Regions from separate parts of the Homo sapiens genome. Here all the other regions are linked to region 2. Evidence: read pairs that join two places in POLR2A ChIA-PET (ENCODE). Cell type or tissue: MCF 10A. All regions are shown on one strand.

Region 1 (4,000 bases), 290 kb after region 2:
CTCTTACGTGTCCCATTTTAAGAAAATAGAACCAACGTGTTTCCAGCAAATTGAACACACATGGACATTTTTTAATGAACTCCAGTCAGCCCATCTGTCAAAACTGAAGATGCTGGAGAAACCTAAGACTCCTCTAAAGTTACAGCCAAAAAGATGTGATATACCTCCAAGAACTGCACAAGGGATGCTGCTAGCAACACTTCAGTGTTGTGGTCAACAAAGAAGTGGAGTAGAGGAGGAGTTTCTCTCTTGCCCTTCCCTGCGAAGATCGCTTTCCCCAGCATCGTTCCCAAAAATAGCAGCCGAGCTTTTAAAACACACACACTCCAGATCTGTGCTCCTGGGAGAGCTTGTTCAACTCACATCCTGCATGTACACAGAGCTCTAAATAGAGACTCCTAACTCTATAAAGGAATTCCTTTTAAGGAATCCACCCAAATCTGTTAATAACCAATCGTAGAATAAACACCAAAGGATCAAGTGTGTGTGTGTGTGTGTGTGTTTGCACGTGTGCACGCATGCACATCAGTGCATCTAAGTGTGTATGGGGGTGAGGGACCTTCTCCTTCCAGAACCTCCCTCCTCCCACTTGTCCTGCCACTGCTACTGCCTACTCTGTAGCATAAGGGCCTGCAGACCAACAGGAGCCCAGGCAGCAAATATCACTCCTGAGGGCCCAGATAAGACGCTGTCACTCACCACATACCAAAGAAAATGATATATATATAATATACATAATATATTCAAATATATACAAATTTGTATTTGATATGTATACATTAATTTTATATAGTGATTATAGAGATAGATGATATGTTATATATATTCTGTTTCACTGTGCTTACACTATTTTCACTGTAGAAAAGGGACAAATAGAGGCTGCGGCAGGACGGAAGGGTCACTTGCTTTTACACTGTGTAACTTTTTGTGGCTTTGAATTTTGTACTTGAAAAAATTAATTTGTGTGTGTGTGTCCTGCAGGTAAACTGTTGTCTTCTAAAAAATTTCTGCTTGACTTCCTAATCTCCAGCAGGGACCAAAACTTTTTCAGGAGCTCAGCAAGCCCTCCCCTCCCCACCCATCCCCAACACACATGTACTCACACACATGCATGTCACACACCCACACAACACACATGTACTCACACACATGCATGTCACACACACACCCACGCAACACACATGTACTCACACACATGCATGCCATACACCCACACAGCACACATGTATTCACACATGTATGCCACACACCCACACAGCACACATGTACTCACACACATGCATGCCACACACCCACACAGCACAAATGTATGAACACACATAGGCCATACACACCAGACACACACACCACACTGACACACACACACACACACACACATGCATTTGTCAGGAAAGAGCCTTTCACCACCCGCTGAGACCCCTCCCGCAGCATTTCTGAGCCCAGGTGCAGGGCAGGGCTCAGCTGGCCAACCAGGCCAGCATCAGGTCACAATGAACTCGCAGCATGGATAGGAAAGGCCCAAGTCCTCTAAGCCTCAGAATTCAGTGCCACCTAGAGGCTCCTCTGTTGCATGATTTCTCAATTCTGAGTGAAAAGACAGGCCCAGCCACTGGCCTCATGAAACAGGAGGTGGTCCCATGAGCCTGTAATGTCCAAAGAAGGCACTCATATTTCTTATGAGGACTTGAGAGATTGGGGCTGCCTGTCCGAGCTGCTGGCCAGGTCCCCAAGACCTGGAAGTGCTCAGTATCCCCTCGCAATTTTGCCACTCTACTCAGAGTGCAAACTGGTCAATCACTTCTGGAAACTATCTGGCAATATCTATTTGAGTTGAGCATGTGCAGCCCCTCGGCACAGCAGTCACACTCCTGATCTATACCCAACATATATGTGCATATAAAACTCCTGCCCACCCCAGCTCACTGAAATAAGGCCCCTGAAAATCCCAGCCCCTCAGCTGGGCCATTCCCCCTTGCAGGGAAAGGGCTGGAGGAAGCTGGGAGCTCATGTTGCTCCCAGGCCCAGCAGCATCGCAAGTGTGGATGGCTCCCTCCATCCTGCCCCCTCTCGGTCCCCACCCTCTGAAGCAGCGGTTCTTAGCCAGGGATGATTTTGTCCCCTGGGGACATTTGGCAATATCTGGAGACATTTTTGCTTGGCATACCCGGGGAAGAGGATGTACTGGCAGCTGGTGGGTAGAGGCCAGGGGTTCTGTGCAGCATCCTACGGTGCATTGGGCAGCCCCACGTGAAGGAGCATCCGGCTCCAAACGGCAATAGCAATGAAGCCAAGATATTGTGCCTTAAGTTCTCAATGGCGGAAGAGTGGGTGTAAATTATTACTTATTTTAAATAATTGGGCATTTCAGCTAAAGATTTAGAATTAAAAAATTCTATTACAGGAGAATTCAGTTCTAAGGCAGATGCATTTATCTTGCATTTTAAAAGAACAAAGCTGCCTAATGAAAACGGCAGAGTGAGACCATGCACTTCCTGGGCTTTAGATGCATCTTTTTCCCAGCCTGGGAAGCTGTTCCATTCTCCAGCGAACACCACTTACTACCTAATGACTGTTCCCCCATGGACCTGTGAGTGCACTGAAATCCAAAGTTCTTATGCTGGATCACTCAAAGGGATAAAAATACATTTCTACTCATTCTTTTCTTCCCTAAAGGCAATGTCTTGTTTATCCTTCCTTGTCTCTAAATAGATAATTTAATCAAAATGAACTAGCCAGATGATCTACAATAATCAACATTAGCTGTGAAAATTGTTTATGGAACTACTCGCTACCCAGCACAGATGTATTCACATTTCCTTCATAGTGCCTGGATTCTACTAGACATCACAGAAGCACATTCCCTACAAATTAGTGATTATATATATTCATTGTTTTTTTTTTGTTTTGTTTTGTTTTTTTTGCCAAATGCTTTCTAGATTGTTGCCCTATTTGTTGTTTAAGAAATGCTGACCCTTTTCACAAGACAGTGCTGAAAGCGAAGAAAGAAGTTCCTGCCCCTCCTAAAGCCAAAGCCAAAGCAAAGGCTTTAAAGGCCAAGAAGGCAGTGTTGAAAGGTGTTCACAACCACAAAAAAAAGAAGATCCACACGTCCCCCACCTTCCGGCGGCCCAAGACACTGCAACTCCGGAGGCAGCCCAAATATCCTTGGAAGAGCACCCCCAGGAGAAACAAGCTTGACCACTATGCTATCATCAAGTTTCCGCTGACCACTGAGTCGGCCATGAAGAAGACAGGAGACAATAACACACGTGTGTTCATGGTGGATGTTAAAGCCAACAAGCACCAGATCAAACAGGCTGTGAAGAGGCTCTATGATATTGACATGATCAAGGTCAACACCCTGATTTGGCCTGATGGAGAGAAGAAGGCATATGTTCCACTGGCTCCTGATTACGATGCTTTGGATGTTGCCAACAAAATTGGGATCATCTAAACTGAGTCCAGCTGGCTAATTCTAAATATATGTATACCTTTTCACCATAAAAAAAAAGAAATGCTGAAGGCTCCTTTACTGTTTTATATATTAATTCAAGTTGTTCAAATGCAATCCAACTAAATTTTTAATTTGTCTCACTGTTCTCCTCTTAAATAATTAAGTATTATCCTTTGGAAAACTGAGTTTGATAAAAGAAACCAAAATCCAACAACTCAAAATATCTCAGCAGAAACCAACATAAGGAATCAGTATAATCCTCATTGGCTGCCCCCAGAGTCATTTAGGAAATCAACCTCAAAGTAAATGTAATCAATAATTTGCTTTAAATTCAAAAAGATGTGTACATCACAAACTAAAATTCCAAACACTATCAGAAGGTATACAATAAAAAAGGTCTCCCTGTCATCTGATTTCCCAATCTCCCTACTGTCAACAGTTTTTTTGTGTGTTCTTTCAGAAATTCTTTACACGTACAACAAACAATATATATTTTGATAAATTATAGTTGTGCTATATACACATTGTTGCTGCTGGTTGCTTTTT
Region 2 (4,000 bases):
TTTGCAGATGACATGACTGTATATCCAGAAAACCCCATTGTCTCAGCCCAAAATCTCCTTAAGCTGAGAAGCAACTTCAGCAAAGTCTCAGGATACAAAATCAATGTGCAAAAATCACAAGCATTCCTATACACCAACAACAGACAAACAGAGAGCCAAATCATGAGTGAACTCCCATTCACAATTGCTTCAAAGAGAATAAAATACCTAGGAATCCAACTTATAAGGGATGTGAAGGACCTCTTCAAGGAGAACTACAAACCGCTGCTCAAGGAAATAAAAGAGGATACAAACAAATGGAAGAACATTCCATGCTCATGGGTAGGAAGAATCAATATCGTGAAAATGGCCATACTGCCCAAGGTAATTTACAGATTCAATGCCATCCCCATCAAGCTACCAATGCCTTTCTTCACAGAATTGGAAAAAACTACTTTAAAGTTCATATGGAACCAAAAAAGAGCCCGCATCACCAAGTCAATCCTAAGCCAAAAGAACAAAGCTGGAGGCATCACACTACCTGACTTCAAACTACACTACAAGGCTACAGTAACCAAAACAGCATGATACTGGTACCAAAACAGAGATATAGATCAATGGAACAGAACAGAGCCCTCAGAAATAACACCCTACCAGCTTTCTTTCCTGATAGGGCTCCAGAACTCCACATGGTGGACACTTGTCACTGGGAATGATTCAGGCTTTAATGGGGCTGCTGGGCGGGAGCACAGGGCTTGAGGGCCAGAGGAAGTGGAGCAGGAACTGTGGCAAGAGGTAGAGGGAGCAAGCTGCCCCATCACCTCTCCTGAAATATCAAGCAAGTTAACAGGAGGATTTGTTGTGATTTGGAGATGGACCTTGGATTATCACTGTCACTGGGTCTGTCAGGCACTATTTGTGACCTTGGGTATGCAATTTAATCACTCTCTGCCTCAGTTTCCCCTCCATAAAGCCAGGTCATTTGTGGCTGTTGGGGGGATTGATCTATTGGGGGTATAAGATTGTGTAAAGTCAGTAACCTGGGATGGGGGTGCTATTTGAACAGAGCACGCCAAGGAAGGTGTGTTTGAGCCAGGGGATCTGCAAAGAAAATATGGATCCCAGACAATCATGTCTCCATTTTCATCAGAAGAAATCCAGGGGCAGAGTTCAGTGATGAAACAAGTACTTAACTGAACCAAGACTCAAACCCTGGTCTTCTGTTTTCTGGTGTTGTCCTCTGGCCAAAATAACCCTGTCATGTTTGGTTGAAGTCATTATAAATGCTGCCCCAGATGCTACCTAGGGCTCCTTCAAGTTTCTAGTTCCTCCTTCCACAAACCAGAGGCCACAGCCCTTGATTTGAATTTTAAATTATCAGGAACCTCCTACCCAAAGAACACACAGCCCTCATTTACAGCAGCTGCTGGCAGCTAGCTGAGTTCGAACAGATGCAAGAATCTCATAATCTGGGCCAGATATTAATCTGTCTTTTCTGTAACAGCAAAACAGAAGGGTGAGTCTTGAAGCAGTGCAGGGGGAAACCCCTTATTGTGCAACTCTTTTGTAACTCCTGGGCGGAGTCTGGACATGTGACTTCTGCTTGAAATTTAACATTAGGGGAAAGACCATTTTTGGTCATAGCTGAGGTGATGACATCTTGGCAACTGGAATGGACATGACCTCTGTTCCATGTACTATGAGTAACTGCCCCCTCCCCATTTCTCAAAGTCATGTTCAGATGGCAAAACTGCCTGGGATTACCACATCTGACTCTTGCTAGCTGTTTCTGTGTCTATGGCTTCATACTGTCCAGACATAGACCTGGGGCTCAGCACACATGTATGTTTGAGTGGCATAAGGTCAGAAGCACAGATCCAGCAAAGACTGTGGCCCGGAGGAAGGTGGGTTGGTTGGAGGAAAGAAAGTGGAGGTGGGAGCAAACGAAGATAAGTAAACAAAAAAATGAGCTCTTAAGCAAAAAAGATTGCCTGTCTGCTGTAGCCTGTAAAGCTCTGATGAGAAACACTTTTATGATTTGCTGGTAAACTCCACCCAATTTGGTTCTGGAAGAGGTTATTTTTCATTGCAGTGTAAGCATGTAATTAGTTAATTGGGAAATATGGCGCCATTTTCAAAGCTCACTTTCATCTGTCATCTCACTTACACCTCCCTGTGACCCTGGGAGATTGGTTTTATTATGCCCATTTTACAGATGTGGAAACTGAAGCTCGGAGAGGTGAACCCCCTAAAAAGAAATTGGAGAGGCTTATCCTGACTCATCCGTGGTCCCTGATTCCTTGTGCCTGAGATGCAGACTGTGGCTTGGGAATAGGGGAGGGCTCAGAGGGCTGGAGCTCAGCTGAGTGGCCGGATGTTCCCTCACAGGGTACCCTCCTTTGGCTTCCTGTTGACCCTAGTAGTTGTCAATAGTGCTGCAGGTGCTCCACGCCTTCCCACCCTCTGGATGAAGCTCATCCTAAGGAATTAGCATCTCATTTCTAATTCTCAGGTCCTCAGGAATCAGACTTGTATTTTGGGTCAAATTTGCATACCTTGGGGCTTCTGTTTTCTCAAGCTATGTATGGACCCCAGAGCAAATCCCAACCATGGTTCAATATCAGCCTCTGGGAATCTGCAGATCACTGGAAGCCAGGCTGCCCACGCTTTCTGGAAGCCACTTCCTAGTGAAGGAGCCCTGGAGGAAAGAGGCAATGGTATAGGAGTCTCCCTAAAGTGAGAAGTGTGGAGCCCAGCACTTCAACTATGTCTGTGGGTGGAGCCAAAATAACCAGTTGCTCCTGATCGCTGCATGTCAGCAATTGTATCACAACAAGAGGCCACAGGGCATCACCCTACCCAACACTGTGATGGGGGCCGGGGTCACATGTGCTTAAGTGTCTCTGTAAATCAGCCCTTCAGTTGGGATTAAGACAGTTCAGGATCCCAAGAACACACATGCACACACACAACCCACTTGCACATACATGTGTGCAGTCACACTTCCAGAGACACACATAGACATACATATGTATACACACATGTGCGTGTGTGCACACAGGTATTCACATGCACACACACACGCACACTTATACACTAACACACATGTGCATATGTGCACGCATGCACACACACACACACACCCCACTCCTTTTGCTTGCTTCACCTTTTCTGTCTCTGCTCCTCCTGGTGGTCATCACCTCCCATGCCCTGTCTCCTGTATCAATGCCCCAGGACTACCTACTATAACAAAGTGTCACAAAGTGGGTGGTTTAAAGCAACAGAAATGTATCCTTTCACAGTTCTGGAGGCTAGAAATCCAAGATCATGGTGTCTATAAGGTTGGTTCCTTTTAAGTGCAGTGAGGAAAGAGCTGGCTCCAGCCCTCTCTCCCATTGGCTGGTAGATGATCATCTTCTCCCTGTGTCTCTTCATGTCACTTTCCCTCCTTGCCCCTCTCTGTGTCCAAATTCCCCCTTTTTATAAGGATACCAGTCATATTGTATTAGGGCCAGATCTAATTATTTCATTTTAACTCAATTACCTCTGTAAGTAACCTACCTCCAAAGACAGTGTCATTTTGAGGTTCTGGGGGTTAGGACTTCAACATATCAATTTGAGGGCACACAATACAGCCCATATACACCTCAACACTAAATAAGTTACATGGTAGTTCTATTTTTACTTCTTTGAGAAATCTTCATCCTGTTTTTCGTAGTGGCTGCACTGATTTTTACTTCCATCAACCGTGTGTCCCCGTCTTTTGATATGTGTGTATGTCATATGTCTTCTTTTGATAAGTGTGTATTCATGTTTTGACCACTTTTTAATGGGATTATTATTATTTGTTGTTGTTTTGACTGTTGACTTTGTTGAGGTTTTTGTATATTCTGGATATTAGTTCCTTGTCCAAATGAATAGTTTGCAGATATTTTCTCCCATCCAAAAGGGCATCTCTTCCCTTTGTAGATTGTTTCCTTTGCTGTGCAGAAGCATTTTAGTTTAATATAGTCTCATTTCT
Region 3 (4,000 bases), 220 kb after region 2:
CTGTGGGCCTTGGAACAGACGGACACAGTGCAATCCAGCTTCCAGAACTTTCCATGTGTGGGGTGAGGAAGTGAGGAAGTCGTGCCTCACAGTGTCTTTTTTTTAATATTTTCAAGTTTTTTTTCTACTTTTTATTTTACCTTTTTTATTGTGGTAAATTATACTTAACGTAAAATTTATATCTTAAGCGTTTTAAGTGCACAGTTCAGCAGCATTAAACACATTCAGGCTGTTGGGCAGCCATCACCACCATCCATCCACAGAACTTTTTCATCACCCCAAACTGAAACTTGTATCCATTAATCATTCCCCTTTCCCTCCCAGCCCCTGGCACCCACCATTCTACTTTCTATCTCTATGGATTTGACTGTTCCAGGAACCTCATACAAGTGGAATCATATATATGGTTTTCTGTGATTGGTTTATTTCACTTATCATAATGTCCTCAAGGTTCATGCATGTTGCAGCATGTGTCAGCATTTCCTTCTTTTTCAAGGCTGAATAATATTATTACGTGGATGGACCACATCTTGCTTCTCCATTCATCTGTCAAAGGACACTTGGGTTGCTTCCACCTCTCGGCTTCTGTGAATGACGTGTCTGTACACGGCAGTGGACCCAGGCCTGCCCATGTCCCCGCCACTCCTCATAGCACCTACCCCTGACCTCGGCGCCGGGGGTCTCCCCTGCATTTGTGTGGTGTCTCTGATCATGCTGGTTCCTAGACATTCACCCTTCAGTCCCAGTGGTAGCAATGCTGACTTTGTGCCTCTTCCGCAGCCCCTCTGTACTCATCTGAGGAGGTGACTATTCCAGGAAATGCTCCAGAACAATTCTCTGCAGAATGCCCCAGGCCCTGGCAGCTGGAAAGGACATCTGAGTCTTCTCTTCCTGAGCAAGCATGCATTTCAAGGAGGGAAGGTCAGATGACACAGTACCAACCCACCTTCTGAATGTCCCAGAGAAGCCATTGCCAGGCAATATTTTTAGGACCTCCATGAGCAGAGAACAGCATTTTTTCCTGGAGGTTATTAGCAGGCTCAGTGCAATGCAAACATCAGATAACAGCATTGCACTCTATAAAGTGTGTGTGTGTGTGTGTGTGTGTGTGTGTGTGTGTGTGTATACATGTGATGCAGACTGGCACCCAACAGCAAAAGACCTCCATGTAGCCTGGGCCACCAGGCCACAAGAATGACTCTCTAGGGATCATATGTCCCAAGAGCAAGCTCAATGCTCCTCTAACTGGACAATTCCCACCCACCCCTGGGATGAGCCAGCATGACTGTGCCATTGATACCTGGAGCAGGAATTCAACCTGAAGATCTAGGGGTAGGGGCGGGATTCCGATGGAGGGAAGAAGAGTGAAGTGTTTAATTGGTGATCAATATATGCATATCAAGAACAAACAACTACAGTATGAGGTGGAATACAAAAATTCTCACGAATTTGTGCAGAACATGAGAAAGCATCTATCTGTTTAAACAGCCTCCAAGGACAGTGCCATATTGGTACCAGAAAGAAGGAACGGTCCTGCTCCTTTATTCCTTCCTCTCCTGGCCCCTCCCCTCCCTGGAGACAGGTAGGGGGAGGGGAGAGGAGGAAGGAGCTTATATTAGTCTGTTTTCATGGTGGTAATATAAGACATACCTGAGACTGGGTAATTTATAAAAGAAAGAAGTTTAATGGACTCACAGTTCCACATGGCTTGGAAGGTCTCAAAATCATGGCGGAAGGCAAAGGAGAAGCAAAGGTATGTCTTACATACGTCTCATGAGACATATTCACTATCACAACAATAGCACGGGAAAGACCTGCCCCCATGATTCAATTACCTCCCATCAGGTCCCTCCCACAGCACGCAGTAATTATGGGAGCTACAATTCAAGATGAGATTTGGGTGGGGACACAGCCAAACCTTATCAGAGCTATCCTAAGTAAAAAGACAAGAACCAACCCCCCATTCCCAAGGCATATTTTCTGTCTGCAGCTGGCCCTGGAAGAAAAGAATCTTCTATTTTGAGTGAGGTGAGGAGTTTTCATGAGTAGATGAGGCTGGACATACTAATTACTGAGCAGAGAGAGACTTTATGGAGAATGAAATGCCCAGAGAATTTTTGATGATGAGAAAGTCACCAGAGGAACAAAGGAATCTGCCTTGATTTCAATCAAGGCGTCATGGAAGAGGAGCTCATCTCATGGGAACAACATGCAGAAAAGAATCCAGTTGTTTCCCTGTAGCCTATAAGTCCTGTCATTCACTGTTCTGGGAAAACCCTCCCTGGCCTGCAGGCTGGTTGACGAGTTGTTTGGAGGTTACCAGGGAAACGCCTCAAGGTGGGGCTTTCAGAGAACAGGAGCCACAATAGGGCCTCCGAGCTCAGGAGCCACAGCCGTGATACAGCCTCTGATAGTAAATTCCCTACAGGGATAAAAAGATAGGAGCCCTGGAGGGGATGATTCTTAAAGTCATTCTCACATGCAGTCGACATGCATGAGGTTGCCTGATAAAATACAGGACACCCAGTTAAAGCTGAATTACAGATAAACAATGACTAATTTTTTAGTATAAGTACATCCCAAATATTGCAAGAAATGTATCTGAAATATATTGCAAAAAATAAAAAATTAGCACTGGTTATCTGAAATTTAATTTAACAAGTCATCCTATATTTTTACAGTTTTACTGAGTTATAATTTACATACTATTCAACCCTACCATTTAAAGCGTACAATTCAATGCTTTTTAATATATTCACGAGGTTGTGCAACCATCGCCACAATCAATTTTAGAACATTTTCATCAGCCCCAAAGGAATCCACATCCATTAGTCACACCCACTCCCTATGCCAGCCCCAGCCCCAGGCCCTGACATCCACTAATCTACTTTCTGTCTCTAGAGATCGGCCTATTCTGGACATTTTGTATAAATGAAAGCACACAACATGTGGTCTTCAGGAGTGGCTTCTTTGATTTAGCATGTTTTTTCAAGGTTCATCCATGTTGTAATATGTATCAGTACTTCATTCCTTTTTATTGCTAAATAATATTCCACTGTATGGATACAACAGATTTTATTTATCCAATCATCAGTTGATGCACATTTGGGTTGCCTCCACTTTTTTGGCTATTATAATAAAACTGCTGTAAACACTTGTGTTTAAGTTTTTTGTAAACATATGTTTTCATTTCTCTTGCATATATATATATAGGAATACAATTTCCGGGTCACATGGAAACTCTATGTTTAACATTTTGAGAAATTTCTAAACTGTTTCCCATAGCAGCTGCACTTTTTAAAAATATATATATATGCGGCCAGGCGCGGTGGCTCACGCCTATAATCCCAGCACCTTGGGAGGCCAAGGCAGGCGGATCACGAGGTCAGGAGATTGAGTCCATCCTGGCTAACACTGTGAAACCCCGTCTCTACTAAAATATAAAAAAAATTAGCCGGGCATGGTGGTGGGTGCCTGTAGTCCCAGCTACTTGGGAAGCTGAAGCAGGAGAATGGCGTGAACCCAGGAGGCAGAGCTTGCACTCCAGCCTGGGTGACAGAGCGAGACTCCATCTCAAATATATATATATATATACACACACACACACACACACACACACACACACATTCTCACTAGCAACATCCAAGGGTTCCAATTTCTTCACATCCTCACTACATTTATTAGTTTCTGGTTTTTTCATGATAGACATCCTGGTGGTGTGAAGTGGTATCTCATTGTGATTTTGATTTACATTTTTCTAATGGCTAATGAACATCTTTTCATGTGCTTATTGGTCATTTATGTATCTTCTTTTTCTTTTCTTTTTTTTTTTAATTTGAGACATAGTCTTGCTCTGTCACCCGGGCTGGAGTGCGGCGTCACGATCTCAGCTCACTGCAACCTCCGCCTCCCAGGTTCAAGCAATTCTCCTGCCTCAGCCTCCTGAGTAACTGGGATTACAGGCACGCACCACCATGCCCAGCTAATTTTTTTGTATTTT

What was found. ChIA-PET counts read pairs that join two places held together with the same protein. Peaks named below come from ENCODE experiments on the same cell type or tissue, not always from the same donor. Only the 100,000 strongest peaks of a DNase experiment are listed, where the experiment ranks them.
Region 1: POLR2A ChIA-PET joins it to region 2 with 14 read pairs; 3 of 35 experiments call an interaction of 5 or more read pairs at or near these places.
Region 3: POLR2A ChIA-PET joins it to region 2 with 11 read pairs; 2 of 35 experiments call an interaction of 5 or more read pairs at or near these places.

Annotation. Positions count from the first base shown.
Region 1 is chr21:39,124,587-39,128,586 of GRCh38, forward strand. It overlaps the pseudogene RPL23AP12. Among named protein-coding and RNA genes, the nearest start is that of LINC02943, 42 kb to the left of the region's middle. RefSeq lists a silencer at 1,437-1,496. In MCF 10A, a CTCF peak has its summit at 1,554 (motif pointing left); a DNase peak (open chromatin) is centred at 1,525.
Region 2 is chr21:38,830,152-38,834,151 of GRCh38, forward strand. No RefSeq gene overlaps it. Among named protein-coding and RNA genes, the nearest start is that of ETS2, 26 kb to the left of the region's middle. RefSeq lists enhancers at 1,190-2,389, 1,379-1,568. In MCF 10A, no CTCF peak of the experiment used is centred here; a DNase peak (open chromatin) is centred at 1,630.
Region 3 is chr21:39,045,951-39,049,950 of GRCh38, forward strand. The region is part of intron 3 of LINC02943 (long intergenic non-protein coding RNA 2943); the gene reads right to left. Among named protein-coding and RNA genes, the nearest start is that of LINC02940, 29 kb to the left of the region's middle. In MCF 10A, no CTCF peak of the experiment used is centred here; DNase peaks (open chromatin) are centred at 2,311 and 2,841.